Linked DNA regions of Homo sapiens: all the other regions are linked to region 1. A link is a loop called in an ENCODE intact Hi-C map of the cell type or tissue named here. Cell type or tissue: mammary epithelial cell. All regions are shown on one strand. Links, peaks and the distances in the headings refer to the core of each region. The heading gives the core; the rest is flanking DNA. Region 1 has its middle 15 kb from the start of DCHS2. Region 2 holds the start of SFRP2 (secreted frizzled related protein 2). Region 3 overlaps DCHS2 (dachsous cadherin-related 2). Region 4 overlaps DCHS2 (dachsous cadherin-related 2). Region 5 overlaps DCHS2 (dachsous cadherin-related 2).

The links. A loop is a pair of places that touch in the nucleus more often than their neighbours do. Peaks named below come from ENCODE experiments on the same cell type or tissue, not always from the same donor. Only the 100,000 strongest peaks of a DNase experiment are listed, where the experiment ranks them.
Region 2: it touches region 1 in a loop (8-fold over the local background); 21 of 110 quality-filtered maps call a loop at or near these places.
Region 3: a loop joins it to region 1, with 16 times the contacts of the local background. A loop is called at or near these places in 62 of 110 quality-filtered maps.
Region 4: a loop joins it to region 1, with 7 times the contacts of the local background. A loop is called at or near these places in 30 of 110 quality-filtered maps.
Region 5: a loop joins it to region 1, with 6 times the contacts of the local background. A loop is called at or near these places in 41 of 110 quality-filtered maps.

Annotation. Positions count from the first base shown.
Region 1 is chr4:154,503,106-154,509,563 of GRCh38, reverse strand. No RefSeq gene overlaps it. Among named protein-coding and RNA genes, the nearest start is that of DCHS2, 15 kb to the right of the region's middle. In mammary epithelial cell, for the core only: CTCF peaks have their summits at 3,088 (motif pointing right) and 5,755 (motif pointing left); a DNase peak (open chromatin) is centred at 2,263; H3K27ac peaks cover 1,051 bases.
Region 2 is chr4:153,782,682-153,789,139 of GRCh38, reverse strand. It overlaps SFRP2 (secreted frizzled related protein 2), which reads left to right and starts at 57. Exons shown (of 3, transcript NM_003013.3): 1 at 57-806; 2 at 3,196-3,276. The coding sequence starts at 305. In mammary epithelial cell, for the core only: a CTCF peak has its summit at 3,142; no DNase peak of the experiment used is centred there; H3K27me3 peaks cover 793 bases.
Region 3 is chr4:154,397,316-154,402,315 of GRCh38, reverse strand. The region is part of intron 1 of DCHS2 (dachsous cadherin-related 2); the gene reads left to right. Among named protein-coding and RNA genes, the nearest start is that of DCHS2, 92 kb to the left of the region's middle. In mammary epithelial cell, for the core only: a CTCF peak has its summit at 2,627 (motif pointing left); no DNase peak of the experiment used is centred there; H3K4me3 peaks cover 148 bases; H3K27me3 peaks cover 61 bases.
Region 4 is chr4:154,414,461-154,419,460 of GRCh38, reverse strand. The region is part of intron 1 of DCHS2 (dachsous cadherin-related 2); the gene reads left to right. Among named protein-coding and RNA genes, the nearest start is that of DCHS2, 75 kb to the left of the region's middle. RefSeq lists enhancers at 2,259-2,760, 3,048-3,267. In mammary epithelial cell, for the core only: CTCF peaks have their summits at 2,450 and 3,105; a DNase peak (open chromatin) is centred at 2,420; H3K4me3 peaks cover 1,146 bases.
Region 5 is chr4:154,327,331-154,332,330 of GRCh38, reverse strand. DCHS2 (dachsous cadherin-related 2) reads left to right here. Exons shown (of 20, transcript NM_001358235.2): 6 at 2,621-2,808; 7 at 4,139-4,238. Among named protein-coding and RNA genes, the nearest start is that of DCHS2, 160 kb to the left of the region's middle. In mammary epithelial cell, for the core only: a CTCF peak has its summit at 2,887 (motif pointing left); no DNase peak of the experiment used is centred there.

The sequences.
Region 1 (6,458 bases), core at 826-5,825:
AGAAATTCTTCCAGGGAATAATTTCCCAAAAGCAGGCAGAAAATGAAAGCCCTTCCATCTGAATGATATTAATTAGCTGCTCTCTCCACCATGCCTGGTCTACTGTTTACATGTGATCAAGAATGTGGGAGATGGCTAATTATTAGCACAAAAAAAAAGAAATATGGAAATTAGAGAAGGCAAAGAATGGCAAGTTGGTTAGTCATTTGAATTTTAGAGCTGTTCTGGGGGCTGGGAGTCTCAAGGTGCTATTTAAATTCAAAGACCATTTGGAAGCTTTTTTCAATATTCAAGTTATGTGAGTTTCAATATTTATGCTGAAGTTAATATTAGAAAGACTACTCTATCTTGCCTGTGGAAAAAAACAATGAAAAGGGGTTATTTACATGGTTTACCAGTCAAGGCAGTTAAGAGCTTGCCACCTTATCCTGAGTTTGTGCAGAAGCTGTGCTGGGAATTTTATCCGGATGGCAAATGGCTGAACATGGAAAATTAACATTTCAGATGAATATCTTGTGCTCAGAATTGAAAACCCATCAGGACATGCAGGCTCTGGGCCCCAAAGCCCCTCATCTGGATAGAGCATCATTGACCACCTGGAGCTAAGCCATCTTTACCTCTCTGCCTTTGCAATCTCCTACTTATATGTTTCCTCCTTCTTGTTTGCTTATTTCGGCTTTCAACTCTACTGGGCAAAAAATACTTGTTTTTTGTCCAGGTCTCAGTAGTCATGAAAATCTCAAGGTTTGACTGCACCACAGTTGGGGGTGTTTAATTAAGGCTAGACACCATCCCAGAATTTCTGTGCCCACCAGACTTGCATTGTGATATTCCAGCAAGTCAAAAGGAGCAGACAACTTAGCTAAGTGGAACTGATATACGTGGAACATGGGCAGAGTGAAAGGAAAAGAAACACATGGATTTCTTCTGGCATTTGCCAATTGGCTAGTCATAATCTTCACTGTGACCAAAGTAGGTCTCTTTATCTTGAAAACTTAACTTTTTTAAATGGCAAAGTTCCTTAAGGAGCCTAAGAAGGATACCTTGCATTTAAGGAGACAATGTTAATTTGTTTCAAAATCTCAAGTGCTCGAGATGATGACAAGATCAATGCCATGATTTCATTCTGAAAATTATTTTCTGTTTATTGCCCTGAGTGTGAATTACAGTGTGAGGCTGCCCAGCCCTGCACTTGCCCTGAATTCTGTTCTGTGTCACAGAACCTGCTTCATCTTCTTCCTTGCGAACACAGCTTGCTATAGCCTCGACCTCCTGGGCTCAAGCAATCCTCCTACCTCAGCCTCCTGAGTAACTAGGACCACAGGGATGCTCTACCATGACTTGCTAATTTTTTATTTGTACTTTCAGTAGAGATGGGATCTCCGTATATTGCCAGGCTGGTCTCAAACTCCTAGGCTCAAGTGATCCTCCTGACTGAGCCTCCCAAAGTGCTGGGATTATAGGCGTGAGCCAGCATGTCAGGCCTACTTCACTTTCTTACAACCCAAAAGCTGCAAACATTTTCTAGGATCAGTGATTTTTAAATTCACACCTGTCTAGCCTTGCTTCACCTTGTCCATTTTCCTTCTTTACTATAATAATGATGGGGGAAGAGGACTGCTTAAAAAAGAAATGCAAAGAGAGCAGCTAAGCCAAGAAGTAAATCATGAAGTTTGCTGTTTGGTCAGTCGGCCAATCGTTTCTGTGATGAATCTACTTAGACATAATTTCCAATATGGATTTATTTATAGGGCATGAACTGGTAATTAGTTATTGACTCTGAAAAACAAATTATTTACAAAGCATATATTCTATGATGTCTCATGATACAAATGAGTTTTGGAATGACCAATGACTTTTCAAAGCAGCTTATTCTCTACCTGTGTACAAAAGTCTCCAGTGGCTACTATGCTGCTTATGAGAAATCCAGTTCTAAGTCATTTGAAAACAATCATTCTGAGAACAAACCTTAAAAAATAAGCTAGTCTATGTGATGAAATAATAGTTAAGAATAGAGCCAAAGAGAGGAAGAAGGCTGGGTGTTGTGGCTCTTGCCTGTAATCCCAGCACTTTGGGAGGCCGAGGTGCATGGATCACTTGAGCTCAGGAATTTGAGCCAGCGTGGGCACCTGTTTTTACAAAAAATCAAAATATTAGCCAGGTGCGGAGGCTGAGGCCTGAGAATTGTTTGAGCCTGGGAGATTGAGGCTACAGTGAGTCATGATCACACCACTACACTTCAGTCTGGGTGACAGAGTAAGATCCTGTCTCAAGAAAGAGAGAGAGACAGAGAGAGAGAAAGGAAGAACTGGATGAACCTGTTTTTGCAAAGCAGTATCAAAAGGGGTTTGAATGAATATGTTTTACATTTCCTTTCAGCCTCACCCATCTTTGCAATGCCCTGAGTTGCCCTGAACCTATTTATTGTTGGTATGCCACTAGACATAGGTCACTTCGCCTCTCTACACCTCCATTATTCTTTTATTCAAACCCACCTTAAATAGCTCAAGAGTATAGAATATGTCAATGTTTCAAGATGGACTTGACATTTCAAAATAAAATGACTGCTTTCAAAAATATTAGAAACATTTTTCTCCACTCTTAAAATCGTCATCGTATCTGCTGTTCATTTGTTTATTCATTAATTCTCTCAATAAGCAGCTCTTGAGGACTTCTTACACGCCCTGTTTTGGGTTTGTATTGTCAAATAGCATCAACTCACTGCTGTCCTAATACAGTTGACAGCTATGGTCTGGAGCACATACCTCCTAAAAGTAAAAGGCTTAAAAAAGTTCTCTGGGCTTCAAAGGACCTGAACCTGAAGATGGCTTAAATAAGTGGGTCCTTCAGTATCTTTAAATAATCTGGGGGAGGGAAACCAACAAAACTCTACAAAAGAGAGTCACTAAGAGTAGACCCTAAAGGTAGAGTTTTGTAATTTTGAGTTTCTAGCAGTAATCAAGTGGTTGTTAGTTTTAAGGCCTGGAAAGAGGGACTGGTCAGGGAATCTCTCCAGTTCTGAGCTCCTCTGTTTATAAACATGTTTATAAAGGGAGGACCACTTGGCTTTTCACCTACTCTGTGATCACAAGGTGGCAGTATTTCTGAACTTTGCTGCTGTTATTTCACGTAAAATGGAATTGGGCAGAATTGCTGCAGGGAAGCCAGAATAAATTTAGAAGAACCTTAGCATGTGAAATAAAACCAACCCGCAAATAAAAATAAACTGATTATTTTCCACATTTTATTACTTTGCATTTTTGGAGGCATAAGTCCATGCCTAGGAGTTGAAGGCATTTGAAAGGCTACAATTTAGTGACATCTTCTCAAACTCTCACATAATGAGAGCTGGCTAAGGCCTGGGGAGGACAGGAGGGTGATGAGCCTGGGAAATGAGCCGAGGTCTGATCACAAAGGACATTGCATGCAGGAATAAGGAGATATGACTCTAGTCCTTAATGGGAGAGCCACTGAAGGGTTTTAAAACAAGAGGGGAAGGTAGTGGAGATAATCGGATTGTCTCTTTGGAAAGATAACTATGGAAGTATTTAGTAGTTTGTCAGTGGAGGGATGGAACATGTTTAGGTATTGGAGGTAGGCTGGCTTGTCAAAAAGCAATTCCAATCATTTAAACAAGACCTGATTATCCAGATTCAAGAAATGGTGGAGAGATGGAGAAAAAATTTAAATCAAAAATATAGTCCACTGGACTCAGTGAAAGAAAGGAAGTTTAGGAGAGAAAGTGGTATATTGGGGCTGGTATTTAACAGTTGTTAAATATACCAGCCCCCAAAAATACCAGCCCCAATATACCAATGGGTCCTGTTAAGTATCAGTTGGAAAAGATTCGTCATCCATTGAGAATGAGGAATTCACATTTGAGGGAGAAAGAGGCTATGTGTTCTTAAAGTCATAGATTTGAGTATCGTTGGGGTCTAGGTAGGAAGCTGAAGCTGAAGCTAAGAGAGTGGGAAAATGAGGGGGTGTCAATAGTGGGGACACCCCATCTCTTAGCAACATACCTTAACATCTTTGGCGCCTGGTCCTTCTGAGGCAGCATCCCTTCAAATGATTTCCCCCCAAATGATAATCACCATGGCATAGCAATATTCTTCTATATGGCAACTAATATTTTCTGAAACATGTAAATATTGAATACATGCATCTTACAATTGCCTTTATGTAAGCTGTGTATATGGGCATCTTGATTAAAATTTCCCATTTGTAATGATCTGGAAACGTGTAATCCAAATAAAAGAGATGTGTTTGTCATGCAAAGGCAGTTTTAAGGCAAAATCTGTCCCCCGCAAGCCCAGCCCCCTATAACCTTACCTTGGCTTTTACCCAGTTGCTAAGTTTAAAGCTGTCCCTGGACAAGAAAAGGAGAAGAGAAGAAATCCACAAGAAGTTGTCAGTCCTACCTGTTTATCAGTGGCTCTTAAAACAAAAACCAAACAGGCCAGGCACAGTGGCTCATGCCTGTAATCCTTGTACTTTGGGAGGCTGAGCTGGGAGGATTGCTTGAGCTCAAGAGTTTGAGACCAGCCTGGGCAACATAGCGAGATTTTATCTCTACTAAAAAGATAAAAATAAAAAAAATTAGATGGGCATGGCAGATCATGCCTGTAGACCCAGCTATTGGGAGGCTGAGGTGGGAGAATCACTTAAGCCCAGCAGGTCAAGGCTGCAATGAGCCATGATTGTGCCACTGCACTCCAGCCTGGGTGAAGTGACAGAGCAAGACTCTGCCTTGAAATACACACACACCCACACACACATACACACTTGGGTCTTGTCTATGGAGATTTTGATCCAGCAGGTCTGAGGAATGAAAACCAAGAGAGAATGGTTTTGTGTAAGCCACAGGAGAAGGATTTAAAAGAGAGACTGGGAAACCTTGCCTAATGCAGCAGAGATGCTAACTATGAGACAGACCGAACAGTACCCTAAATATCCCTAAACCCATGAGGTCCTTAGAGGGGCTGCCATTGGGGTGTGAAGGACCAGATCATTTGCTGAAGTGAATTTATAACAGTGGTGAAGGAGGTTCTTATAACTCAAGGAAAGGAATTTGTTGACTAAAGGTTTGTTGAACAGCAGTGGGGACCCAATTGGGATTGGAACCTATAGATTTAAAATGATATCAGTTTGCATGAATTCATAAATTCAGTCAATGCTTTTGTAGGCACTGAGGACAGAGAAGTGAATAAAATTCACCAGAATCACACATTTTAGAGAGAAGGCGGACAATAAACAGGTAACTCAACAAAGATGTTCATTTTAGAAAGTGATAAGTGCTGCTGCAGGAAACAAACAGCAGCGGCGAGACACAGACAGGAGCAGGTAGCATCTCAAGGAAGGCCAAACAAAAGGAAACACTTGTTTGGATTAATCCAAAAGGATGTGGGGAAGGAGGAGGCTGTGGAAGGGGACGACGCCTTGGAAGGACTGGGTGCGAAGGATATTAAGGTATGTTGCTAAGAGACGGTTGAAGCAATGAACTGTGTTAGCCAGATTGGATATGAATGAAAGCGAAGCTGTCTTCTAAGTTCCATAAGTCTTTATTCCCACAGCATTATTTGTCTTGTAATGTAATTAATTTTTGTTACCTACTTCCTTACTAAATCCTGGGTTCTTCCAGGGAAGGGACCTTCTCCACCAGATTCTTCCTTGAATTCCTAATACAAATACTTCATAGGTCAGGATGGTTTCCTTCTAAAATCCCAACTGAAAATATTTGGCACTCACTCCCCCTTGTGGTAGTCTAATATACCCCAAATGATCTTCCTCTTGTGTAGGTCCTCCACAACCCCAGGTAACTTGTTTGTCCAGACAAATGAAGAGTAATGTTAGAGAAAATCCTTAAAGATAACAGAACGAATTCAATGGTTTAAACTGCTTATCTTGATTTGATTTAAAGATTTCTGGGAGAAAACCAAGAGATCAGGAATGGATGTATTATTTGGAAGCTCTTTGCAAGAAGCCGGGAAAACAATTTTTATCCGAATTTGAAGAAAAAGGGGTTAAGATGATTTATTATGCAGTAAAGTGTTTATTCAATAATATAGAAGATAATTATGTCTTTGTCTACCCTGAGACGTTCTTCTTCTTGTTTTATGTTTCTGCTGCAAGCTCAGCCCACATGAGGAAGCTTATATGCATTTAGATACTTTACCTTGGGAACAGTTTTGTAGTTTGATTGTCAAGCTCTCTAGAATTAATAAAAAGATTTTCAGACTTTATTTTTACTTAGTCGTTCTGTTAAAGTGTCTTTTATTTCAAAAATCATTCATCATAAGTTAAAAATAGTTATCTCTAAAGAAAAAACTGTAAAATGTAATAAAATTTAACTACATTCTGTATCTATCTTTAACTGCTGTATCTTTAATGGCTCTGTCAATCAAATAATCCAAGGATTGGATATTACATATGCTCAAATTAACTAGATTGGGGCATCT
Region 2 (6,458 bases), core at 697-5,696, 720 kb after region 1:
CTTGCTCCCCCCACCCTCCAGATTTGCATAAAAAAGGCCAAGAAAACTCTGGCTGTGCCCCAGCAACGGCTCATTCTGCTCCCCCGGGTCGGAGCCCCCCGGAGCTGCGCGCGGGCTTGCAGCGCCTCGCCCGCGCTGTCCTCCCGGTGTCCCGCTTCTCCGCGCCCCAGCCGCCGGCTGCCAGCTTTTCGGGGCCCCGAGTCGCACCCAGCGAAGAGAGCGGGCCCGGGACAAGCTCGAACTCCGGCCGCCTCGCCCTTCCCCGGCTCCGCTCCCTCTGCCCCCTCGGGGTCGCGCGCCCACGATGCTGCAGGGCCCTGGCTCGCTGCTGCTGCTCTTCCTCGCCTCGCACTGCTGCCTGGGCTCGGCGCGCGGGCTCTTCCTCTTTGGCCAGCCCGACTTCTCCTACAAGCGCAGCAATTGCAAGCCCATCCCTGCCAACCTGCAGCTGTGCCACGGCATCGAATACCAGAACATGCGGCTGCCCAACCTGCTGGGCCACGAGACCATGAAGGAGGTGCTGGAGCAGGCCGGCGCTTGGATCCCGCTGGTCATGAAGCAGTGCCACCCGGACACCAAGAAGTTCCTGTGCTCGCTCTTCGCCCCCGTCTGCCTCGATGACCTAGACGAGACCATCCAGCCATGCCACTCGCTCTGCGTGCAGGTGAAGGACCGCTGCGCCCCGGTCATGTCCGCCTTCGGCTTCCCCTGGCCCGACATGCTTGAGTGCGACCGTTTCCCCCAGGACAACGACCTTTGCATCCCCCTCGCTAGCAGCGACCACCTCCTGCCAGCCACCGAGGAAGGTAAGCCTTCCCTCTTGCTTCCCCACTCCCTGCTGGGCTGAGACGCTCCCAGGAGATCCCGCCCCTGCCACGCATCCCAGTGCATCCCTGCTTGGGGTGCCAGTAGCGGGAAGGGCAGAAGTTCTGCCTGACCTGGTCTGTCATCACAACAAGCCTGTATCAAATTTGAGGCACCCCTCCCACGCCGCCCAAGTCTCGCGCATTCTCCTCCCGAGTTGTACCAGCTATACTTAAGGGCAGTTTAAAAATAAAACAAACAAACAAAAACAACAAAACTAAAAAAACGAAGAACTGAACGGCGGTTTAAAAAAAAATAGATACACGATTATTGTTAAAGATGCTAGCACTGGAGCTGCGCAGAGCGTTGGAAGTGGTGTTTGGTGGAGGAGTTTGTGGTGAGCATTCTGGCCAGAGGCCCCTCGCTCAGCCTCATTCTGCACCTTCCTACCACTGGGCAGGATTCTAGTCACAGGAACATTTCCTGTACAGAAAGGAAAACCAGGATGCACAAGTAGATAACCTTTTAAGGGTCTTTTTGTCCTTTGTCAATTTAGATTTTGGAAATAAAACCGGGACTGGCACGGAGTGTGTGGAAAATTGAACATTGGTTGTAACTGCTCAGATACTTGAGGAAGAGGGCATAAAGGGAATCTCTGGAAATCACTTTTCTATTGCTATCAGTTTTTAACTTAGGAGTGGTTTTGATTAGCTGGAGAAAATCATGCAAAAGAGATTCCCAAGTTTTTAGAAAACGGAGGGAGAGTTCCTGTGCAAAAACCATCAAAGCAATGAAAACCTCATGGGCTCTCAATATTTTTTCTGAAAGGAAAACATATACAATGCCTCTGAGCTGATTTGGGTCCCCTGGGTTGGAAAAGGGAGCTTCCTAATCCCTTTCAGGGCTTCAGCAGCCTCTCCCTTTCAATCTCTAGTAGTTTTCCTACAGACATCATTAGTTAAAGCAAATGCAAAGTTCTTTAGCAATCTTTCCTGGCAGGGACCATGAGTTTGCAATCATCTTATTGGTTAGATTTCTAATTTATTGCAAATGTTTGGCATTTTTCAAACATTTGTCCAACATGTACCATAGACCAACCAATACAGGTTAGTAATATTTTATATACATCCTGAGAGCTCCTAATTGGAAATGTTTGATTTTGTTTGGGTGAGGGGACTTAAGGGCAGTTTTATGTATGTTGCTTTTATTTCTTCCCACTATCAGCAGCAACATTACGCATCTTACATTTCTCCAAAAAGCCACTTTTCTCCTTCAAAATAAAAGTTTATGTTCTTCAAAATTCCAGCTTTGTGATTTTTCTAATTTGATAAATAACGCTTCTATTAAGTCACATAGTTTTCTATGAACATTAAATTTCACATTAGTGAAAATCTCATTTCACCTAAATTTTAAAGACATAATTAACACATTTATAAATGAGAGAAGGGCAATATAATTGTTCTTTTTTTTTTTTTTTTACTTCTCCCAAGAAATCAAACTCTTAGAAGAGCTTTTAGCAGGTCTTCTGATAATTGTGCTAGTATACAATCCCTAAGTTTGATCAGACCACTAAACCATTTTTGCTTCGTCTTTGATTAGCTTCAGAAACAGGTTTATTTATTTGTTTGTTTTGAGAGTTTGAAACAGGCACAGAAGGGCAAGAAGAACCTGTACCAGGGAGCTTGCAGATAACAATGAAATGAATGCTGCCTAACTCAAGCACAATCTTGGCAGAGGCACAAGGTGACACAGAACCACTTAGAGCAGGCTGTTGTAATTAGTGAGATGTGTTTTCAAGGTGGAAACAGCCCACATGTGGAACGCTAGCCAGTCACCCCTCCCAGTCCAGACTTGGCCCCCCTGAGATACAGAGCTCTGCCGAGTAGAGCCAACTACACTGGTGTCCTGTGGCTGAGAAAGACAATCTTTTGTCTATATTTTCTAGTTACCAGTTTTCCCAAATTCCTCAAGTATCTTTGGTTCTTTGGGTGCTTTCTCCTTCAAAAGGCCTTGGGAATAACTTTTTCAGACTGAATTTCCCAGAGGTTGGGAGGATGAGCTGAAAAGCTGCACCCTGTCTCAGTTAACTATAACTACATACACTTGTATACTCTGCCCACAACTCCCTTTTGAGAGTCATAATTTATTAAACACAACAACATATAGGCATTCTCATTTTGCTCCCACCACCCCTCCCCCCCAAAAAAATTGGGAAGCATGGGAAAACTTTCTTAGGATTGAGTGTTCCTGCTTTTATAGAGGAGGCAGAAGCTGAGGTTAAATAGGACAATTGCTACTTTTGTCTGGATAAGTCCCTTTGAGTTGTTTACAAACGCCACCTACTGTTCTCTTTTAAGCAAACTTACTAAAGACTGTTTTTCACATTTCTAGCTCCAAAGGTATGTGAAGCCTGCAAAAATAAAAATGATGATGACAACGACATAATGGAAACGCTTTGTAAAAATGATTTTGGTAAGTAATACAACAACAACAACAGATTTCACATTCAGAAGTTTTATTTACCAGTAAAACTTCAAGGTGCAAATCATTATGATGTTGCTAGATAAAGGTTGGGTAAAACACCATTATAGCTCATGTATCCCAAAATCATCTAACTTGATCTATCCTAGTTTCCTCCTTATGTAACTGTCTAGCATTGAGTTGTATCTTGTTAGGTGAGACTCATTGTTCTGTTAAGCCAATAATCAAATAATGAAAATTATTCAGATTATCAATTTCCAGTGGCACATTTTAAATCCCTTTTTTTTTTTTTTTTTTTTTGCCGACAGGCATAATCCCGAGTTCTATTTTCTTTTGATTACTTAACATGTGCACCAGGGATGGAAGTGTAAATATTAGCCCCAGCCAAACAGATTCAAGGCTTTAAATTGGCCACAAATAAAAATATTTTTACTTTCTTTATAACCCATAATGATTTTAAACCTCTGTGTTCTACCATTAGTGAATATATCCAAGGCACTGATTAATAATTTGTCAAGGAGGGGTTCCTTAAGTTGAAAAAGAAGAGTGGCTTACTGAGAAGACACCTAACATGGAACACCTAACAACCTTAAAACACCATCTTAAAATCCCTTTTAAAAGGTTTTTGTAAATTTTGTATGACTAAGTCTAGACACATTTGCCACAGTTTCGAAAATAGTTTTAAAAAGGAAAAAAAAAGCTTAGAAATTTACTTTAGCAAGATACATGATAGATCACATGGTGTTTGGGGACAATAAAAAACACATGTGATATGTTCCATAAGTTGCAAGTCACTCCCCTGAAGACAGGATTATAAGGGGAAAGAGAGCTGGGGCTTTGTCTACATGGAACTCTACCAGCACCTCATCTGCTGACTTCAGGGCTCTCAGGTCAGAAGAGGAGCCCAGCTAGACACAGGATCAATGCTAAATTCAGAGTTGGGAATGACCAGGAACTTCACCCAGAGGCATTCTTGCTTTTATCCTTTTCCAAGGGCAGGTACCTTTTGGTGTGTTGGAATTATTGGTACCTTTTAAAAAAGTATTTATTCAGGCACAAGGCTGAACTTACTCATAAGCAGATATGTTCCCTGCTCTGTCAATCAATAATGGAGTCTAATAGACCCATATTAACACTTCTACATATTCAACATAGTCCTCGAGACTGAGGGAAATCACTCCAGCTCTCACTCTCCTTACCTTGCCATCCCAGAAATCTCAGGCCTGGTCAGGTCCCTAAAACTCTGGAACCATCCAATCCCTGCTCTTTGACAACTCCAGGTCTCTTCCAGAAAGTGTCCTGGGTTTAACTCTGACTGGTCCCAGAACTACCATAGTCCCGGTGTTGGGAAAGGCTTCACACTGCTGAGGAAAGAGAAAGAAGGGAGGTAGCTCAAAGTCCTTAGCAACTTTTCCCCTCAGGAGGAGCCACAAATGGGGCTGACGGGGTTTCATATGCCTGTTTTCAAATGTATACAACCCTCAAACTGGCTAAGAGCCAGGCATGTTAGCAGCAGATAATTCCAAATCACCAGAGCCTTACCAAAACACAGTTCTCAGCCCCCATGCTACATCACTTCATTAAGGGCAAGATAGAAAAATATCATTTTATAAAATTTCTATTAAAAAGCCTATAAAATATCATGTTCTTCTGGCAGTTTATATCCTTTGCACTGCACATAAAACAGATCCTTCCTGACTTCCATGAAAAGTTGATTGTTACACTGTGGAGCTCCATAACAATTGGCTTTGGGAAACATGCACACACACCTATTACTTGCTTGCTTTGTGGCTGACCTTACAGAAGACCCCCTTTCTAAGGATGCCCTATCAAGACATGAGCCAAAACATGGATGCCTGTGTGCCTTAGTGTGCTCCCTCCTTACAGAGAGAAAGCCTTTCAAAACAACACAGAAGTTATCACACTTAAGGTATCACATGCATAGATACCTCACAAGCTTTGTTTTCTATTTCTTCACTCTTTTTGACCCATAGAGGGATAATGAAGCAGAATTTTAAGAACTGCATCATAAGATTATTGGTTTATAAGCACTATTCCATCTTGCCTCTGTTCTTTGTGAATAATGGAAAAGTAGGAGGAACAAGCATAGAAATCTGATTTATTTGACTTGACTACTCTGGGAAGGCATCACCTCTTCCCTACTGTGCTCCTGAAGTACAAGGGAAATTCAGTGGTGCAAGTACTGGTGAATAAAAAATGGTTCAGAACTACCTTCCTATATATACAACCTATTGTAGGACCAGAAAGTATCATCACCTCTGCCTGCGATCACATCCTGCATCCTCAGTCACATCCTCCAGGACAGGAAAGGTTATGTGGGGGATTCAATTCTCTCTGTTTGGGCCTAGCTGAAAATCCAGGGAGAAAATCCCTAATGTTTTCTCATGATAAACATTTGCAAAATTAGTTATTTTAGAGCTAGACAAAGATGACTAAAAAATCTTCCTCCTGGTTAAAAGTGATGGTTTTTTCTGATGTTTGGAGCTTGAGAATGTTTCATTTGGCCAGGTGAAATCTTATATATGCCCTACCTGTACTACAGACAAGGCTCCCAGGTAAAGTGTAATCAGTCCATTTCTCCCACCATGGTGAGGTCTATCCAACACCCTACTCCCAATGCAGAGGACACAAAAGCATGAAACATTTCCACAAGTATGGCTTATTCCACGACTTGAGTCTCAAAAACTGAGAATTCAGTACCACAGTTCAGATGCATATCATACCAGACAAAACCATGGTTGGCCAAGTCATAGCATTTTTGATTTACCTGCTAGAGATTCTATAATTTCCTGGTTGACTAGAAAGCCATACTCAGTCAAATTCCCATTCTGATATTTAAAAAAAAAAAAAAGAAAATCTCAAAAACAGTTGTACGCAACACAGAAAAATCTTCCTCTATTACTAATTTAAACATAGATTAAACTCCATCAAAGTCAGGAAGTCATACTTACACATCATCTATACAGAATAGCTGTCAGGGGCACACAGGGTCTTAGGACACATTGCAGCTGGGCAAGTTTATGCTGCAACCACTACAAAAACATGGACATTGCCTCAAGACACCACAGTGGTATTACAGGAGGAGGTTTGGCAACTGGAGTTCTAGCAAACAACCTAAACTGGGTGACCTCATGCAAGTCACTAAACTTCTC
Region 3 (5,000 bases), core at 1-5,000, 110 kb after region 1:
TTTCCCTACTTGATTTAAAACCTTGTATAAAGCTATATTAATCAAGAGAGTGCAGAATAAGCATTAAGAAAGACAAATAATTCAGTGGAACAGAATTAGAGTGCAGAAAGATATCCTCACATTGAGTTTTGACAAGGGTACCAGGGCAATTTAGTGGTAAAAAGAAAGTCTTTTCAATAAATCATTCTGGAATGATTGGACATCTGTTTGGGGAAAAACTTTACAATCTCACACTGTACATGAAAATTAATTTGAGATTGCTTATAGACCCAAGATTAAAAGTTTCTTCAAAGCTTCTAGAAGACAACACAGCAGAATACCATTGCACTTTTTCTTTTCAGTTGCCCAGGCTGGAGTGAAGTTGCATGATCTCAGCTAACTGCAACCTCCACCTCCTGGGTTCAAGCGATTCTCTTGCCTCAGCTTCCCGAGTAGCTGGGACTATAGGCACGCACCACCATGCCAGAATAATTTTTTGTATTTTTAATAGAGATGGGGTTTCACCACGTTGACCAGGCTGGTCTTGAATTCCTGACCTCAAGTGATCCACCCGCCTTGGCCTCCCAAAGTGCTGGGATTACAGGCGTGAGCTACCACACCTGGCCACCATTGGCACTTTTGAGACAGTGCAGTTTTTGAGATAAAAGTATTTCTTGGAGAGGAAACAAAATGCCCAGACCATAAAAGAAAAAGAAGACTGCTAAAATTGAACTTCATCAAAATTTAAAAAATTTGCTCATCAAAAGACATCATTAAGAAAATAAAAAGGCCTGCTACATATTGGAAGAATATAGTCTGATAACACCAATGTTGATGAGGATGTGGAGCAGCAGCTGGAACTCATATGTTACTGGTAAAATACTTAGAAGTGTTTTGGTAGTTTCTGTAGCAGTTAGATGGGTACCCTATGACCCTCCAATTCTGCTCCTAGATTTTTACCCCCCCAAAATGAAAACATGTCTGCAAAAAGACTCATGCGATAATATTCATGGCAGCTTCACTCATAGTCACTCCAAAATGGAAATAACAGATGTCCGTGGTGAATGGATAAATAAATTATGGTGTATAGAGTTAATAGAATACTACTAAAACATGAAACAATAGGGATGAATCTCAAAAAACTTATGTTGAATGAAAAAAGAATCAAAAAAGCACATGTGTGATCTCATTATGTAAAGTTAAGGACGAGCAAAATTAATCTATGGTGATAGAAATGAAAGCTGTGGTTGCTTAGGGGCGTGGGAGTGACTGGGAGGAGGAACAAGGAAGCCTTCTGGGCTGATTTAAATGTTCTCTATTTTGATTGGTGTGTTGATTGCACATACACATTTCAAAACTCATCTAACTATACCTTAGGGTCATTGCATAACTCTGAATATAAATTTACTGCAATGAAAGTGATGAGAAAAGGCTTGGCTGAGAGAGTGGACTTCTTAATTTTCTGGAACTGCATGCAGTTGGCAGTTCCCAAGTTGGGAGCATGGAGTAGGTGGACAGAGAGCAAACTGGTGGGGACAGGGTAAAAAAAGAGCGAATGTGTGCAACGTTACATGAGAGAGAGGGAGGGATTTTGTAGCTAGCATGAGTGTGAAACCTTAGAGGAAAGAGAAGGATGTCTAAGGCAGATTTTAAGGAAGTTTTATTTGTTTGAAGCAGCATATAGATTCTCATTATCCCTTCAAGAAAACCCGAAGTGAAGAGCCGCATTCTTCTTTTTGGTGTTCAGAGTAGGTTCCTATTGCTTTTGAAAGTGTCACTATACCGAGGCTAGTTGTATGAGGACTCTGATTTGCAAGGGTGTCAGGTAGCATCCAACTCTCATTTAATCATCAAATAACTCAACCACCCTTACAGCATGGGGGGCGAGGGTCGATGGGTGGTTACTGAAGAGTGTAGTGTACATTTCTGATTTCCTGGATGAGAAGGACCCTGGAAAGACATTCTGCAGGGGTCCTTATATCATCAAACAATAAGGGCTAGTCTTGAAAGCCTACTTCCTTTTTTTTTTTTTTTGAGACGAAGTCTCGCTCTGTTGCCCAGGCTGGAGTGCAGTGGCGCAATCTCGGCTCCCTGCAGGCTCCGCCTCCCGGGTTCACACCATTCTCCTGCCTCAGCTTCCCGAGTAGCTGGGACTACAGGCACCCGCCACCACGCCCGGCTAATTTTTTGTATTTTTAGTAGAGACGGGGTTTTACCGTGTTAGCCAGGATGGTCTCGATCTCCTGACCTCGTGATCCGCCCGCCTCGGCCTCCCAAAGTGCTGGGATTACAGGCATGAGCCACCGCGCCCGGCCGTGAAAGCCTACTTACTTTTAAAGGAAAATCTTACTCTGGATTTATATGTGAAGAATCCTGGTGATTCCATCATGGGTTGCTTGAACAGAGCGAAATGCCCTATGGATTTATGCCCTCTCACAGCTCATTCACAGCAGCGTAGCATATCCTCTCTATTCGTTTGCTCCCAGAGGGATCCCCCTAGGTTTCCCTTGCTGTTCTGAAGCAACTTGAAATGCTGTGAAAACCTCAGCAGAATGTTCCGGGAGCTGCTGGAATTTACTTTCTTTATTCCTCAGCCACTATAGACCAACATTGGTTTCGGATTCTGCTTTGGTGCATGAATCCCTTTGTCACCAACTCCCTCTGCTGGTCTTGTATTTCCTTGAAATATTAAAGATAGCAACTCCAAACAAAAACAAGATGATGTTCACTTGCAAGTGAGCACTCAATGAAACTTACTTTATTATTCGCAGTTCTCATTTTCCTTCCCACTTTCCTGTTTTTAGCCATTACCTCCAGCCCTCTATGGTCATACTGTGTAGTTCTGTAGTTCTGAATCACCACGCCTCAACACATCGTTGTTGGGGTCACCAGTGAGGCATGTCTCAGATAATGTGCTCTTTCTTTTTAATGCAGAGTACTTAAAATATGTATTTCCATAAACTGTCTCTAACTCTTAACAGATTTGTACTCACTAGTTTTTTATATTTTTTGGCAGATTTGAATGTTAAACTCTTGCGTGGCATCTGATTTGGGGGAACGATTAAAAGCAAAGGGAGAGGGTGGGTAGGTAAAAGTTGAATTATTCTTAAAGGTTCTGGGAATGATACCATATTTTAAAACCAATCCAGAATGGAAAATGGAAGTTGCTCTCAGGCATGACAGTCTAGCATTTACAGCTCAGTTTCTGTTTCCAATTCTCCCAGAAGACAGATATCATGAAATTGTTCATGAAACTCCAAATCTCCTCTTAAGATGATGTTTTTTGGAGGCATGGAAAAAGCCCACAGACACGGAGGGCTCGTGCTGATCGTACTGTTCCCATTTTCCCTTAGACCTAGTGAGAAGGCGGGGGTGATGGGGAGCAGGGTCCTGCCTAATTTGAGCATGTCAAAGAAAAAACTGTCCTTTTAAAGCCTCTGCCAATGTTTTGGCTGGAGGGATATAGACCTGTAATCCTCTATTTAGTAGAATAACTTAGTGAGTTTTTGCTTATGCAGATTTAGACTCAGATCTTAGTTCTAAATAGGAATGGAGACTTAAGTCTCTTTATATAGTAAATGTGACTTTATTGGTTAGGGCCGGCAGTAAGTTTGGGGGAGAAGGTCCTACTTGAGAGCTCACTGGAATGTAAATGACTAAGAGTGATATTATCATGGGGATAGCTTTATAGGGATAGGAATTCAATAACATTTATTTTCCAAAAAACCATTCAAAAATTTTGGAAGTTATTCTATATCATAAGCACATTAGTTGAGGCATACCTCATTGCTGATCCCAACAATGATGTGTTGAGGTGTGGTGGTTGAGAATTATGGAACCATAGTGTCACAGTCAAAGGGCTGGGGCTGTGTTCTTTAAAGACAGGGAAGTTGGAAGGAAAATGAGAACAAGAATAATAACAGTAACTATGTTTTGTTGAGTGCTTAATATATGTCAGGCATTGGACACTTTCTGCACGTTATTTCACTGAATCTTTGCTGCGACCCTGGGAAGTGGCTAATTAACTTTGATAAAGTTTGTACATGGTGAACCCAGGATTCAAACTCCTCTTTTCTACCCCTATAAGGGCATGGAGAGAATTTATGGGTACAATTCTTGATTTGAATGAAATTAAAATGAAATCAACAAATATCCATTGATCATAGTGTAAGGCCTTATGGCGACATAGATTTCAGAATCTCTTAGAAAACATAGAAGATAAACATGTACCAGATGGGATTTTTCCTCCTTAAAGCCAAAACAGAAACAAAAACAAAGTGTATCTACTTTCATGCCCATTATTGTCTCCTTTTCCAGTCTCAGTCCTTGGTCTATTTATTAACTCTTTCTTTTTATGCCTTCAAACTCTCCCCTCACTTGCCATTTTCCTTCTTTGTAGGTTTACTCTACCCAACACAGAGATGAGCAGATATTCTGAGATTTTGTGCCAGGTTTTCATTATTCATTTTTGGGGGAATGAGAGGAAGAAAAAACTACTGCTCAACCACCTCCCTCATCTCCTCATTTTGAGAAGCTGTTGCTCTGAAAGGAGCCCTTCGGAATTCATTGACAAATGGGAAATCTGGGTCTCAGGAAGTGCCATTTTTTAAAGTGAACTTGTAAAAAGTCAATTCTTTGCCTGTCCTTGGGAGAATTAACTATGGAATGGGTAAAACTCAGACTGTTAGGCACAGTCAGGTTAAAAAAGTAGGGAAAAGGTACCCACTAAGGAGGGATTGTTGTCTAGAAAAACCAGGGACACGGTATCTTGTAATTAAAGGGTGTCACAGTTTTGTGAAAAAGCAAGTAGTATTTGGTAAGAAGCATGAGAAGTATAAGTGAACTTTTTTATTTAATATGATGCAATATTTTACTTAAATTGAGCCCATATCCTAAATTGGGTCAATTTCAGGTATACAAATGGGCTCTCTTTTCAAATACAGAATAGGTATTCTAGACCTAGACTAAACTTACTTCAAACTTTTGGCCTAATTTGTAAAAGAAGTTAAGAAAAGAAATAG
Region 4 (5,000 bases), core at 1-5,000, 89 kb after region 1:
CAGGCTGGTCTTGAACTCCTGACCTCAGGTGATCCACCCGCCTCAGCCTCACAAAGTAGCATTTTTAAAATATAATTGCTGCATCTCATTTTTCACACAATGTAAAAGTTGCTTGAGTTCCTCATAAATTTTGAATGAGTAGTTTGATATCCAAGCAGGTGAAAAACCTGCTTATAATAACCTACGTAAGTCCAGAACCTTACTCTATTTTCTGTATAAACACACAAAATAATTTTTGTGCTGACTTTATATACTTTGAATTACCCAAGAATACAACTACTAAGTAAACTGAGGTAAGATGAAACTTTATTTGTAACTTTACCATTTTGCAAAATGCGTCACTGATGGCAGCATTGCCTATTAAATTGAGTCACCTACTCAGGAGGCCTATTTTTGTAGCTATTACATTCATGCTGATTGCATGTGTGTTTGCATGTGCACCCACATGCACACATACACATGCATATAGGCTTGTTTTTTCTTTTAAAATGTCAAATATGAAGCATTCATTCATGTTCAGCATTCATGCTGTTTTTCTATGCATACAGCTTTATTTAGTCCTTATTTCAAATTGTAAAATATGTACAAAAGCTTATGGAATGGTGTCTTCTCATAACTCCAAACTTACTCATTAAAAATATGTGCAAATATCTATCTCATTGTGTTTCCTATTGTAGTCATACCTACATAATTACATATTGAAATACATGATATTTTACTATGAATCACTTTTATTTTCCCTTTATATTATAGCTAGGACATTATATCGATGTCATAAAAAATTTATATCAGGGTAGAAAAGGAGATATTACAAAATGCTTAACTAAAAAGAGTGCATGGATCTAAAAGGGGAGAACAACTGGCATTTTGTGTCAATTTTGCAATAGCAAAATTTTGTTACATTGGCTCTTCTGAAATAAATGTTTTTAATAAATACTTTACAAATTCCTTTGATATGTTCTTTTATGTTTTAGCTGCAGTGGTGTGATAATCATCCTTTCTAAATGGTGGAAGAGGAAAAGGGAGTCTTAGTGAGTGGATTAAAGGCACTCTCAGCTGGCGACACCTTGCAAGGGGCTTCTGCCATTTGAAAAGTAGTGTCCTGTTTTTAATCAGGTAGTGAGCTGGGCACTGAGACACCTGGCGTTAGTGCTGATACAGCGGGGCCATGTGCCTAACTCTGGGCACATTCATGGGTTTTCTGAGCCTCGGGTTCTACATATGTAATATGAAAGAAATACATGCAATTATTTGCTGGTTTTCACATTTATTCTGATAACTATATCCCTAGAAGAATACCATGACCTACAGGTGCATTTAAAATTATTGTATTAACTAGAAATAATTGTACGACAGAAATTTGACCATATAATATAAATGTTACAAAAATAAGAATATTTGTTCAGAAAAAGGCAACCTTCCAAACTAAGAATGGGTAGGTCATTTTTCCTACTAATATCATTTAAGGATTGTTCACTTTTTCTGACATCCACTGGTGTTTGCTGGCAAATAAGCAAAGATGAAATGGTTAGAAAAAATATTGGGAAAAAAAGCTTAACATTGAGAAATTTTAATTAACTTAGTTTGTTCTCTGAAAGTTGAGAAAATACCATATTCTGGTAGTAGAATATAGAAAGAGAATTGAAAGCCTAGTTGATTTTTAAGATAGTTTCTGCTATTAGAAGGATTTTATGTTTTGTTTTCCAGGTCTTCCTAAGACAACACTGATTCTCACAGAACCAGGACACTTTTTTCCCCCTGGCCATGTTAGGATTGTTCAGTTTAGCAAAGAAAAAGGGTGCTCAGTGAAATCTGAATTTCAGATAAACAATGAATAGTTTTTTGTTTTGTTTTTAGTATAATCATGTCCCAAATAGTGCATAAAACAATTTGATTTCTGAAACAGCTCAGATTAACCAGTCCACTACTAATGTTTGTAGGTTTTTCTCGTGTGAGGTCAAAAAATATCGTGAGATCCCTCCCTTGAAGCAGCTTATTGGGGCCACAGTTGCTCTGAGGGAGTTAATTAAAACAACTGTTGAGTAATAACAAAGTGCTTTGGCTTAAATGGAAATAGTTCTTGAATTTGGCCAAGGAAGTCTGGTAAGGCTACTAATCCTGAACATTAAACTGTCAAAAATGTGCTCACAGTGCACTTGGGAGTCTGCACTGTAAACGGGAAGAATGACTCCCAGTTCCCCTGACTGGTCTCTCTCTCTCTCTCTCTCTCTCTCTCTCTCTCTCTCTCTCTCTCTCACACACACACACACACACACACACACACACACACACACACACACACTCGGGACCGGCCTGAGGTGGTGACAGGTGGTTTTTGTGTGGTTTTAGCCATGTGATTCGCGTTTGTGTGGCTTCTCACAGAGGGCGACCCCGCCGCGATCCTGTGGTTGTAGTTGCAGCTCCTAGTAAAATAGTGCCGCTTGGCGTCCGTGATCCCTGCAGCTGGGAGAGGGTAATGGGAGGACGGGAGTGACGGGGACAGACAGAGGCCGGGGGTGACAGGAAAGGAGCGATTTCGTGTTAGTTTTGGCCTCGGAGTGTAAAAACATCTGGGAAATAAAATGAGCCACGCTGACTGGAAATGTGAACGTTCGCCAAGATTATGTGAGGAAGGTGCAGCGAGGAGCTGGAGCAGACACTTTCCTGCCTGGCGCCGCCAGCTCGGAGATTTAAACAAGCAGCACCGGGGAAACCGTGCTGTTACACAGGGGGAAACTAGCTTATTTATAAGTGTTTTTATTCAGTTTGATTTTCCCCAGTTCCTCTTCTGTGGTACCAAGTTGGTTGCTTAGGAAAGTGGGTGGAGTTACCGTGTGATCTGAGGGGCTCAGAAATCAAAGTCTCAAGTCTTGAGATGTCAGAAATGTCCGGCTAGAGCCTAGGACAAGGTGTTTGGAGGATCAGATGGCACAAAAGAGGAAACAATAGGAGCAGGACTCAGGGAGCCTGAAGATTTAATAACAGAAGGAAGACGTATTCCTCGTCGGGTGGGGAATAACACCAGAGGCCTGAAGGAAAAGAAAAAGAAAAGATGTTGGATAAACACAGCCTCCCTGCGCTGTCAGCTGCTAATGATCCTGGGATGCGAGGTGGGGGCGCTGTGAGGTCAACTGCGTCCCTCTGGCAGGAAATAGAAGACGGGGCTGATGCAGCTGTGCTCCTCTGTTTCTGGTGTGGACCCTCCTTCCAGGCTGTCCTCGGGGCCTATCCTGTCCCCCGTCTCTGGGCTCTCTTCCTGTGGGATCTCCCCAACTTTCAGACAGCTGATCATGACCATTTGACTTAGCGCCCTCTTCCTACCCCTTCTCTTGTGCTCATCTCAGTTCTACTGCATCAGCCTTCAAACTTTTTGGACTGAATGTACCTATTAATAAAAGTTTTGAGTACTCATCTCCAGTATATGTTTATTTCCTTATAAACCACGTGCAAGAATTTTGTATACAGGTGTATAAATGTGAATGTATACATGAAATAAAAATGAATATAGAAGATAAAATATGAATTTAAAATATATAAGATAAAAATATTTAAAAAATAATAAAATGGAAGAGGTAAAAAACTTATTTAAGTGAATTTATGTTTTCTTCCTACAAGTCTGTCCATCAATTCCCTTGGAGAAAACTCAGAGTGTTCTGCCACTTTTTGGAGACCTCTGGGTGGAGCTGATTCCTGGCCACGCTTTGGGCTGAATCTGATCTCATAGTCATTTTCCTCACCGACCTCGGTTTCCTCCTAATTAGCTCCATCTTACTGACGCTCGGGACCTGGAGATACCGTAGCTTTAGGTCTCCAGTACCCAAGGTCAGGCTTACTTGAGATTCTTTAGCTAAGTCTTTCTGTCTTTCCCCCAGTACCGGAAGTCAAAGATAAATATCTGAATAATCTCAGACTGCCTCTGGTTGCTTCTCCAAAAAGGAGGAATTCTGTCAAATGCCAGCTCATTCAAGAGCAGATTTAGGAGTAGGAATGCCTCTAAGTAATAATGTGGTGGCACCCCCAGAGGCAGGAAATCCATGGCAACTGAGAAAGGCTGGGTCTCTGGGAAACCTGAGGCTACTGAAAATTTGGAGCAAGTTAGGAAATTCTATTGCTAATGAGTCATGGGCTCCAATTAAATGTATATGCAATTAAATCTATGTATAAGTCAAAACAAATTATGAAATGTTTCATCAATATTTGAGAGAAGATTAGAAATGAATCCTTGTAATTGATTGAAAATACTGTTCAAATTAGTATCAGATTTCTGAAAAAATTTTTATGGTTAGTTCCCTCATCTATTAATTTGCAAATAGCATCAGTTATATCAGGTCCCTCCCGGTCTTCAGTAGTATAACTAAATGATACTGATTTAGGCAGAGAAAATAGCCATGTGTTAGGCAGTTGAACAGCTGCTAAAGAGGACAGTATGTTACAGGGGTGAACCTTTTGCCATACCCACATGAGCTCATCTGGGAGCTGTAGCCGCGGCATCACCTTCTTAGCAGCTGTCAAGGAAGGCAAGTACTTCCACTGTTGAATGGCTGTGTTCCCCAATGGCATGACTGCCAACACAGGTTCAGATCATTCTAAACTCCCTTTTCTCTGTCCACTCTTGATTTTCCTTATAACCTGCAGTATCCCATTTAGGAAAGAGGTGAGCAAGGTCTCATTTTCAGTCTTTCCTTTCACTTCTCTATCACGAATACCTAAATCAACTTTTACATATTCATGTAAGAAAAGGCCTATCCCCCATCTTGGTGGGTATTAATGTTTTAGTACTTTAAAAGCATAGTTTTATGCATGAGATGGGGAAGTTGTAGTTGGATAGCAGTCCAGTGACAGTTAGTGATAAATTTGTGTTTTGAGTAGAGAAACAAGTGTACAATGATGTCAGGAATGCTTCTTGAATTACGGCCTAATTTTTGGCAGTTATCATATGTCCCTTGGCCAAAAAAAAAAAAAAAAAAAAAAAAGAAAGCTGTATGGAGATATTTTTTGTC
Region 5 (5,000 bases), core at 1-5,000, 180 kb after region 1:
CAATTGAAATAATGGTTTTTAATAAATAAGGTATTCGATTACTCTATTGTGAGGTCTTAAAAATGGATTAAAAATTGAATAGAGTTTCACCCATAATAATTCATACTTTCCCTGCATCACATCCCCATCTTGCCAATATATGGTTCTTTTTCTGAACTAGAGGTATAGTCAGAACTGGATTGAATATATCCTTGTGTAAAGGCTAATTTTTTCAACAACCATCCTTTTCCATTTGTAGACATTTAAAAAACGTCAAAACGTATTTTGTGAAATATAAATATCATCAATGTAAAGCTAGACATCAATTCATTGGTTAAGATTTCAAAATCACTCTAAGAATATATATCCTTTTTCTCATTCTGACAGGGGAACCAGAGGAAAAGGGGGAATAATTACAGTGAAATTTTTAAAGTCTGAATTAAGAAATTAAAGATTAAAAGTCACTATATTTTAAAATTTATGTTGTATAAGTTTACGGGGAGTTTATTTAATCCTTACAATGAAACATATCTATACTGCAAATACATACCCGGGAAAACTGAAACTCAGATAGCTCGAGTAGTACACCCAAAGTCATGGAGCTGGTAAGATGAGAAGAAGCTCCCTTTTTGTGCAGGTCCAGCAGGCACCATCTATGTCATAACCTGGGCAGATGGTGCTGCTGCCTTTAGTGGGACAGACTTTGCATTCAGTTCTGATGAACTTCAAGCCTTTGTTCTCAAGTCTCTGTTCTGTGAATTAGGAGAAGGTGACCTTTCACAGCAGATGGAGGGTTTTCACAGGGCACATGGCTTGCCAAGAAGGTTGCAAGCTGCCTTTCCACTCTCATTCACTCCCTAAACTGAGACTCCTGCTGCAAGGGCACAAACCATACAGCTATATGGGATGACCCTGCTTGCACTTTACTTCCATATGGCTAGTTTTCAAGGTCTTCTATTTCACTTGTTTTTTTCTTTAAAATAAGCAAACTACAGTTGATTCCCCCGTGATCTTCCCTCCCCTACAAGAAAACGAGGTGTCCATTCCTAATTTCATTGTATGGCTTTAAGCAAGTAGCTTAAGCTCAGAGCTGCTTCCTTACCATGAATACAGGAGACAATTCCTGACACGCCCTGTGCCATGCTTTGAGGGGTAAAGAGCTAAAGAATATGAAAGGGCTTGGAACACTACGTGCTTGTAAACTGTTCCTCCTCCCAAGGACAGCATGGCAAGGCAGGGTGGAGGGTGTCCTTCAGAGCCTGGGAGACACACCCCCTTTTCATCCAGTTCTCTGGACAGTCCTACAAGTGACCAGGACTTGAGCTCCTGTGGAACCATATCCTGGTGTCGCCCATCCCCAGCTGCAGCCTGAGCTGCACAGTCTTTTACATCCCCGACCTCCAAGGCTGCTGCTTATCCATCAGATTTGCTTTATGAATAAAAATCTGTTTGCCATTCAGAAGTTAAGGTCTTCGGAGGAGAATTATAGTTTGGAATTTAAAAAAAGCAATTGTGTGTATGATCTATATTAAAACCACCGAGTAAACACTATAAATATAGTTTATATATTAACAGTAAACAGTTATCATAAACACTGCATTTAAGCTCACCAATTCAGCAACTTACCTAAATGAGAATTTTCATTTTTGTTCCCTGTTTCCACTTTTTTTTAATGCAATGCTATTTTATTTGTATTAAGAGGAAAAAAGTTTTTAGCCACAGAAATGTTTGTCGGTAGCTGCTTCATGCTCACATTCTCACAGGTACATTTTTTTTTCATAAATGGTGAGGAAATCAATGCTTGGCAGAGCTCTGACAGGCTATTGGACCGAGTGCTTGTCTTCCCAAGGTCCCTGGCAATAGGAAGAGGCACTTAGATGTTATGCCTGGGTCTGCATGGCTGACACATGAGGAAAGTTACTGAAGGTAGTATAGCTCTAGGCAGAAATATTTGAAATAAAGCTTCTAAAGCATTAAGAGTTTTTATAGGAAGTCACTATCCACTGCTACATGTATATTTTGTGAGATAAAAAACAAATACTTGTGTGCATAAAACAAGAACTATTGCCTAAGGGATATTATTTGATTTCCAGAAAGGTATTTAGCCATTATGTTAAAGTAGTAATAACAGCTTCCACTTGTGTCGTCATGTATAGCTTGCACAATACTTTTAAATGTGTGATTACATTTCTTCCTGACAGCAGTCCCAGGCTCAGAGGAGTCATTCCATGTCTGAGATGGGGAAACTGGGGCCAAAGCCAGAACCTGTGTCAGAGCTCACATGCTTTCCATCATTCTGTATAGCAGCATAAAGAGGGATAAGCAGCAGTTTTAAATCTTCCAAATCATTACTAAGTTCCCACGGAGTTTTATCATTTTTATGAATTCATTGTTTATTAGTTCAAATGATCGATGGATGATAATTTGAAATACAAAGAATAACAAATTTAAAGTGACATTTTCAGGAGCAACTTGAGAAAATTTTTTCAACAGTACCATAGAGCCAAACTACTATGTAGATGGTCTTAGAAGTCGCATATTTGCTCAAAGCTTTGTACTTGGTTTTCCTTCTGGAAATGGTTCTGGCCCTGGTGCGCCTGGTACACAGTGCCTGTGTCTTGTTCTGCTCTGTACTCTGCAGGAGAGTTAATCAATTGGGTGGCACTGGATCGTGAGCACCGGGGGCACCATGAGATGACTGTGCTAGTGACAGACCGCGGCTCCCCACCACGAAACGCCACCATGGCGGTTTACGTCTCAGTTACTGACATCAATGATAACAGGCCCTTCTTCCCCCAGTGTCTCCCTGGAAAGGAGTTACACGTGAAGGTTTGTGAAGAAACCTTGCAATGAATTTGTAATATCTTAAGTCATTTGTTTTGAGCACCATCTTGTGGTAAAACCTGTGAATTTATCACATCAGTCTTGGTGTGGCAAAGCATACTTTTTCTAGAAGACCTAGATACTGTGCACATGTTATTTTAAAAGAAAATTTTTAAAAAGTAAATGAATATATGTGCTCTTTGGCATTGTACCTCCAGTTGCTTTATAACAATAAGTTTAGTTCAGCCCCTTGTACACAAACTGAATGGTGCTTCAGGTTAATGCTCAGACATGGCTTGTTTTTCCAGTAGTTTACGTGCATCTCTTTGTGCAGAGCTTCTTAACGGCAATTGATACATGTCTCTAAGATAGTTACTTAAGGGTAGGGGAACAACCTGTAGCTCTAAAGTGGGTAGGTGGAAATCCAGAGATAGTAAAAGTTGATCCTTTTGATCACATGCACCAACTGGCAATTATATTTATATTATCTCATCTTTTTCATTTGTCTTTTTGTATGTTGTATAATATACATAATAAATTAGAATATCAGTTCATTCACATAATTAATAAATATGTTTGGACCTACTAATAATTTTTTTAGTGGATGGGTTATAATAATGAAAAGTTTAGAAGCTACTGTTCCAGAACAATTGAATTAGACATTCAAATTGTGCTCAAATATACATATTGAACAACTCAACAAAAGTATTGAGGAACTCATAACTTTAAACTGATCTGAATCCAGCTTTAAAGAAAAATTCTAACAAAGCAAAATATTATTATATCATCATTACACTTTTTAATCATATCATTAAAATGTCCTGTGGCTTAATTGGGCAGTTGGACTCTAAACATGTAGTTGAACTTCACATGTGCATTTCAACATTGCAGGACAGCTCCTGATAATTGGTATGTCCTGCATGAGTTTTGTTTTCTGAATTAAAGGTTCATACTTATTTTAAGCATATTTTAAGCCATAGCAACCACCTTTCAAAAAATGTCCTAAGAGATGATGAATGAGAATATGCTAGAAATCTTAAAATACACCAAAAATCTAAGATTGTTTAGCAAGTTCAATTTCTTTTTCTTTTGGTCAGAATTAGTTCAGATGCCTCAGATAATTCATTCTAATTGAATAAAAGATTTAATATGTAAGGAGGATTCTTTTCATGGACATACACCCATATAACTTTTACATGGTATGCATTTGAATTATATGTGGATTTTAAGATAGTTTAAAATGTTTAGTATAATGTATTCATTCATTTAAAGGTCCACTGATATTTCTTTTTAAACTTTTGCTGACTCATTTGTAAGCTGTTTGTTTTAATGGCAGGTTCTGGAAGGTCAACCAGTAAATATGTTGGTTACAACTGTGTTTGCAAAGGATCCTGATGAAGGAAATAATGCAGAAGTTACATACTCAGTATCTTCAGGTAAAACTTACTGTTCATACGGGATTAAGAACTTTTAGGATTTCTGCTTTCATTTATCAACTATCCCCTTCTGGGAAAAGAAGTTCTATTTTGATTACTTTGAATGCTGTAGTTAGTTTTGAAAAAGCACCAAGTTACAAACAAAATACATTTGCTATTGTCAAGAACTACTTTCAGTTTTTGAAAAGTAATTTAAAGTTTAATAAAAAATCAGAGTAGCTTTTTACGTTCTTAATAGAAACCATTCATCTTTAGTGAGTAATTTGCAATAATGTGAAGTACAAATTTACTTTTATTGATAGGAAAGTGTTAGTTAGGGGATAAGAATTGGTATTAAGTATGACTAAGAGTTCCAAGCATCTATAAATCTTTATGAAGACTGAATACTTGTAAGGTCAGAGTAAATCATGCCTAGAAAATGTCACATGTATACATGCGTGTGTGTATGGGGAAATTTTATTGAAGTGGGCTTACTATTATGTTTTCTGTTGGAACATGCAGGCCCCAGATTTTTTCCAGTTATTTACTTTAATTGGCATTGTGTTTTATATAATTTTAAAAGACATTTGGTGCTTTGTCATGTTTGACACAAACATAGGACATAGGAAAGAAGAGATAACATTGCCCTTTCCCACAGATAGTTTGATTGTCTGCATGGAAAACCCAAGAGATGCTATAGGCAACCCATTGGAATTAATAAAATAGCCAATTTTCTGAGAATAATGTCAACATACGAAACTCACTGGTATTTTTAAAACTTAG